Linked DNA regions of Homo sapiens: region 1 is linked to region 2. Evidence: chromatin loops called from intact Hi-C (ENCODE). Cell type or tissue: gastrocnemius medialis. All regions are shown on one strand. Links, peaks and the distances in the headings refer to the core of each region. The heading gives the core; the rest is flanking DNA. Region 1 has its middle 29 kb from the start of FBXL4. Region 2 has its middle 84 kb from the start of FBXL4.

Region 1 (2,924 bases), core at 160-2,659, 55 kb before region 2:
AAACATATTTTTAGCCATTCAGAGCCTACCTACTTATATACTCCATGAAACTGCACCCAACATCTGCTCGCCATAGATAAGACAAAGCCTGTAGCTATAAAAGATGCCAAAACTCTGTTGCCTTTCAGAGTTCTCTGACCTAGAAACACCCCACCTTGTTGCTGAGCAACATCACTTAGACCTGGAAGCCCCCTCTCTGATTTTGCCCTCTCCCTTGTGAGTTTCCCTGCCCTATACCCTTTTTTAGGTGGTGGCCTCTTGCTGCTGTTACTGGAAGGTAGCTCGCTAGAAGGGACTTCCCCTCTCATGCAGCCCTATCAAGGCACTACCCAGTAACTTTATTTTGTGTTGCTACTTCCCATGATCCCATCTCTTTCTTGTTCAACCCCCAAATCTCTGAACTTACCAGAGCCAGCTGAGTCCAGACTTTCTTAATTCATTTGTGCCATCCTGTGCAGAAGAAATATGTTCTCAAAACCTTGTTAATGAAATAAATTTCATTGTACATTAATATTAATATACTTCTTCTGCTCATCCAAGTTCTGAACTGACTGAGAGATAAAAGAGTCAACAGGATAACGATCAAATTTCCGATGGAACTACTGAAGACCATGGCATTCCTGTGGGCTTCCTAATGCTGCACCCAGAATTAGGCAGATTTACACTCAGTGTCAGGAGGAGCTGAAGATCCAACCTTCCCCCTCCAGGGGCAGATCAGAGCTCATGCTTTCTCCAGGCAGATGTACCCCAAAGTGATAGTCAGAGAAAAGGATAGTCTTTTCCCAAGTGCACCAGGCCCAGAAACCACTGAGTGATGGGGACAACATAGGCTGAGGGTTTCCTAATGGATGGCCCCCCATGCACATGGAAGGAAGCAGGAGCATTAGGAATAAGTGTCATCCCCTAACAATTATATTCTCTTTTGTGATTACAACTTATCATAAAAATAGAAATGTTTCTATGGACAAAGTTCAAATCCAAGATGATATGATTTTACTTAAGAACCACCAAACTTTTATAATCATATATTTAAAGGAGGGATGCTATTATTCCTTCTGATAAAATGCATATTTAAATACTCAAATTATATCAGTGAAGGCTACTAAATGTATTTTCATGTTTTGAATAATAATACACTAGCCAAAAAATACATCAGCTTAACTGAATGCAACACAATGGCCTGAAAAACCTTTCGTTTCCATGAAAATTTCATATTGTATTCTATGCTAGGAAACCAAACCACAGTTTTAGGTTTGTTTAGAACCTTTTCCAGTGATTGTAGTTACTTCTGGCTTTTGAAAATGAACAGTTCCATCGCAGTTCAAAGAATGAAGAGGCACCAAACTCCAGCAGTGGTGACAGCCTAAAATATAGCAACAAAGGAGAGGAGAGCATGTGTGGGAACACATCGCCCTAAGTGTCTCCCAGGCAAGTTGTCATATGATGTTTATCAAGTGACAACCTCGATTACAAATTCTGTAAGCTCACATATCTGCCTGGCATGCTTCTGTATTATGAGGTATACTTGTAAATATCAACCAGGCTGAAATGAAGCATATAAAACTTAAGTCACAGGAAACAAGAAGGGAAAAGTTTTGAGCATATGAGAACAAGGGGTTATGTAAGGGTGCTGTGGCTTTAACTGTAAGCCCTGAAACCCTGAGCGTGTTGTGACACTGTTGTGACATTTAAGAAGAGTTACACCAGACAATTTAGATTTCACTGTGACATATGCTGTATAAATTCTTTAATGTTTAGCTTATCTTGCACTAAACAGCAGAAGAATACTTAGTAAGTGCAAGTAGGTCAACATCACTTTAATTTGCATTATCAGTTCAGAAGAACATTTTACACTATATGTGTTGTGATAAAACACTGTGTCATTTCTGTCACCCAATGCAGAGTATTTTTAGGTCTTTGCACATTATGTGTAGAGATATTTGGTATTGCCTTTAATGTAACTTGCCATCTGTGTTCTAGTTTCTAAGCATTGGCAGAAGCGAGCTAAAAGCATTGGCCAAACTTCAAGGGGTTAAGATTTTTGCTAACAAATATGGACTATTTGATATGAAAACCATCACTGTTTGATATGTCAAATAAAACATTTGTCAATCAAAAGTCTTTAAGCACTGGGCTATGTGACATTTACTCTTTTATAAACCAACAAAGTCCCTGGTGGCATGCCTTTTTTCCTCTCATTTAAATAGTAGTAGGAGAACAAATCATACTTCAGGGCAAGTTGATAACTGCCAGTCACGATTCCTGCCTTGTTTACTATAATGAGGAGGGTAATAAATGCATCTGACCATTTCAGCTGGCATTTGCATAGATGAATGATTTGTCCAGTCAGTCACTCTCCAGTGATTTGGGTCTTTTTGTCAGCACAAAGAGCATTCAATCTCTCTGGAATTTACAGCAGCCAAGCTCTCATTAGCAAACATCCTTTACCATGAATGATTCAAATAATTACCACTGAAATAATAAACTGTTTCACAAAAACATTTTATTTGATGGCTCCAAACATCAACTTTTCTGAATTGTTGACATTCAAATAAGCCAGAGAGCTTCATTGTTAAGGAACAATGGCACTCTTGTTAAAGGGTGGGCATTGTTTTACCTCCAATAGACCTTTAAACTTGGCTGGCTATCAAATGCGTCCCTCAAACTGCCAGCCAACATTGTGGGTAATCAGAGGGCATGTACCAGATGGAGCAGTTAAAACTTTACATATTCAAACTCCAGGAAATATTCTTTAGATTTTCTTTTGAGGTTGTAAACCTAGAACTCCAGATTAATTAGCAGCTGCTACTTTGTATCTTTTTTGCACCTATTGGAGCCAAATAATATTAAATGTCCTCACTTATACTGAGCTATTCAAGTGTGAGTTCTTTGCTGTAATGGTATTCTATGTGTATAATTAAGTG
Region 2 (2,924 bases), core at 326-2,825:
ATCAACTGCTTTAACTATATTCTATCAATTCCTAGACCTACTTTTTAAAAAAAACAATTGAACATCTCTGAAATGTGTTTCTTAAAATTTATATGTTCATTAAGTCACAGCATTTATTCTTTCTTAATTTGAATGAAGCATGGTATTTCCAAGGTTATTTACCTAATCTAAACCTCCATGTATCCTCAGACTTCCTTTCTTATAAATATCCCCAAAACTATTTTGGGACTCATATACCTATGATGTGAAGCAGAAATCTTTCTCGTAGCTGTGCTCAAAGCTAGCCAGCCTGCTGCTTTTCCCAGCATACAGGCTCTTCTCTATACAATCTATACTCTTTGCTCCTCACCTGGGGCCTTGGGCAGTGACAGACCCCTGCTGTGGCCTGACCTTATCTCATTCCAGCCCAAAGATGAGCAATTCTCACTATGTCATCTACCATTGATTACCACCACCCCAAATCCCACCCTCCCAGGCCTACCTTATTTTCAATATTTTTATTGATCTTTCCAAGGACATTTGATAACTGGAAATAAAGTAAAAAATGTAAGAACTAAAAAGAAACTGACAGAGAAGCTGTGAATGGGACACCCTTATAAAGGAGTCCTCAAATAAAGAATATGTCTTAAAATATCCAAGCCCTGGCACCACCTTGTATATCAATCATAATTTCTGGGATCTTCCTTGGCATTGCCGAGACTTTCTGGAGGATGGTTTAATGCCCCAAAATTAGATTAGGGTTGGCCTTGTGCCTCTACAATAAAATAAGCAAAAATTCCTCTTTTTATTCTCTAAATTGGAGGATGCAAACTGACACCGCCTAGGCTTTATATAGCTGCTTCCATGTTTATCTGGTTATTTTAGCTGTTCACATGGTATTTGAAAAGGCAAATTAGGCACTTGTTACTCCTGATTGTAGCATGAGCTGCTTAAGCAGCACCTCTAGTAAAAACATGGAAGTCGCGTGTAGAGGAGGTGGCTGGGAGAAAAGAGGCTGATATGTTGATAAACTAATAGGACATTTAACTTGGGAGGTAAGAAGTGAAACTAAAATGGGAAACCAATAACAGAACAGGGTGGACTGTCCATGGGAAGTCTCTGGCAGGGTGTTGGTACCAGGAAGTGCAGCAGGAGTTTAGGAGGCTGGAGACCCAGGCTCAAAAGACTTTCACTAGTGTGAGGTTAGAGCCACAGGGGACTATGAGGCTGCAGAGGCAGAGGGTGCAGAGAGAAAAGATGAGCACCAAGTCTAAAACCTGGGCGGACAGCCACACGTAGGAGATCTGAGGCAGAAAATAAATTCATGGAAGAAACAGGTATAACTGAGGGATAGAAATAGCAGGATATCACGTCACGAAACCTGAGGCAAGAGACACTCAGAAAAGGAGTGGTAAATGTTATCAAATGACAGAGAGGTCAAGGAGAGGAGCAGAAAAAAAAAAGAAAAGTGGAATATGACATTTGGAAGGTAACTCAAGAGGACACTGTCAGTAGCATGGGAGGGCAGAAGCCAGATTTTACAGGGTTAGGAAGTGAGTGTCTACAGAAGGAGACAGAGCCTGAAACTTCTTTCAGCAAGCCAAATGTGCTAGAAAAACTGCAGAGAACACAAGCCATGTTTGTAACTTTCTGTAATCACTAACCAGTAATATCATTTGTTGCATACTTGGTAAAAGGTACACTTATTTTGTCTCAGTACATTCTAGGAACCTTCTAGCTACATGTTTCAAAATTACCCCTTCTGTCAACATATTAATCAATCCACTGTTTGTGCAGCAAACATTCTTTATGGTCAGGATCAGGGCTTGGAAATTGACGCTTTTCTAAGGTCAGTGGCAACACTCTAGTTCTGGCTTCCTTCTTGCCACTCAGCAGCTGCCCTTCTAGAATTTACTGAAAACAATTCCCCTGCCAGAAACATTTGCCAGTGCTATATTTATTGATTTCAGAAAGCTGTGACAAACAACCACGATGCAGTGTGTAGTAAATTGTCAGAGTACAGTGTGTCACCTAAAGCTCTGAATTGACTTAGGTCAACACTGTCAAATCACCAGAAAACAATGGTTTTTGGGCACACCAAATCTGCCTTTAAGTTGCTCTTTTGGAGGGTCATCAAACTTCAAGCTTAATTTCATGTTAATTGTTCTCCAATCAACCAATTTTTTGCATGTGCACTGTGTAATGCCATGTTAAAATAAGCATGGGGACATTTGGCTAATATTATGACCCTTTTGAAGCCAGAAATTTACTTCACTATAAGGGCTTTTACACATCAGATTAGCAACCTCCTCTCTGCTAGCCATGTTATGTTTTATCTGCTATGTGTTTGCCCATTTAAAAATACTAATCAAGTTGAAAACCATGTTCACATAAAGACCTGCACATGGATGTTTATAGCAACTTTATTCATAATTGCTGAAACCTGAAAGCAACCAAGATATTTTTCAGCAGGTGAATGGGTAAACTATAGTACATCCAGACAATGGGGTATTATTCAGTGCTAAAATGAAATGAGCTATCAAGCCATGAAAACACCTAAAGGAAACTTAAATGCATGTTATTAAATGAAAGAAGCCAATATGAAAAGACTGCATACTGTATGATTCTAACTATATGACGTTCTGTAAAAGATAAAACTACGGAAAGAGTAAAAAGATGAGTAGTTGCCAGAGGTTGGGAGAGAGAAGAATTAATAGCCAGAGCACAGATGATTTTTACGGCAGTGAAGTTATTTTGTATGATACCATATTGGTGTATCCATGTCATTACATATTTGTCCAAACTCATAGAGTGTTGATACGGTTTGGATGTTTGTCCCCTCCAAATCTCATGTTGGAATGTAATCCCCAATATTGGAGGTAGGGTGTGGTAGGAGGTAATTGGGTCATGGGGACAGATCCCTTGTGAACATCTTGGTGCCATCT

What was found. Hi-C counts contacts between places; a loop is a spot of excess contacts. Peaks named below come from ENCODE experiments on the same cell type or tissue, not always from the same donor. Only the 100,000 strongest peaks of a DNase experiment are listed, where the experiment ranks them.
Region 1: it touches region 2 in a loop (2.6-fold over the local background); 1 of 110 quality-filtered maps calls a loop at or near these places.

The regions. Positions count from the first base shown.
Region 1 is chr6:98,975,470-98,978,393 of GRCh38, forward strand. No RefSeq gene overlaps it. Among named protein-coding and RNA genes, the nearest start is that of FBXL4, 29 kb to the left of the region's middle. In gastrocnemius medialis, for the core only: no CTCF peak of the experiment used is centred there; a DNase peak (open chromatin) is centred at 1,422; H3K27ac peaks cover 327 bases.
Region 2 is chr6:99,030,757-99,033,680 of GRCh38, forward strand. No RefSeq gene overlaps it. Among named protein-coding and RNA genes, the nearest start is that of FBXL4, 84 kb to the left of the region's middle. In gastrocnemius medialis, for the core only: no CTCF peak of the experiment used is centred there; no DNase peak of the experiment used is centred there; H3K4me3 peaks cover 488 bases; H3K27ac peaks cover 2,137 bases.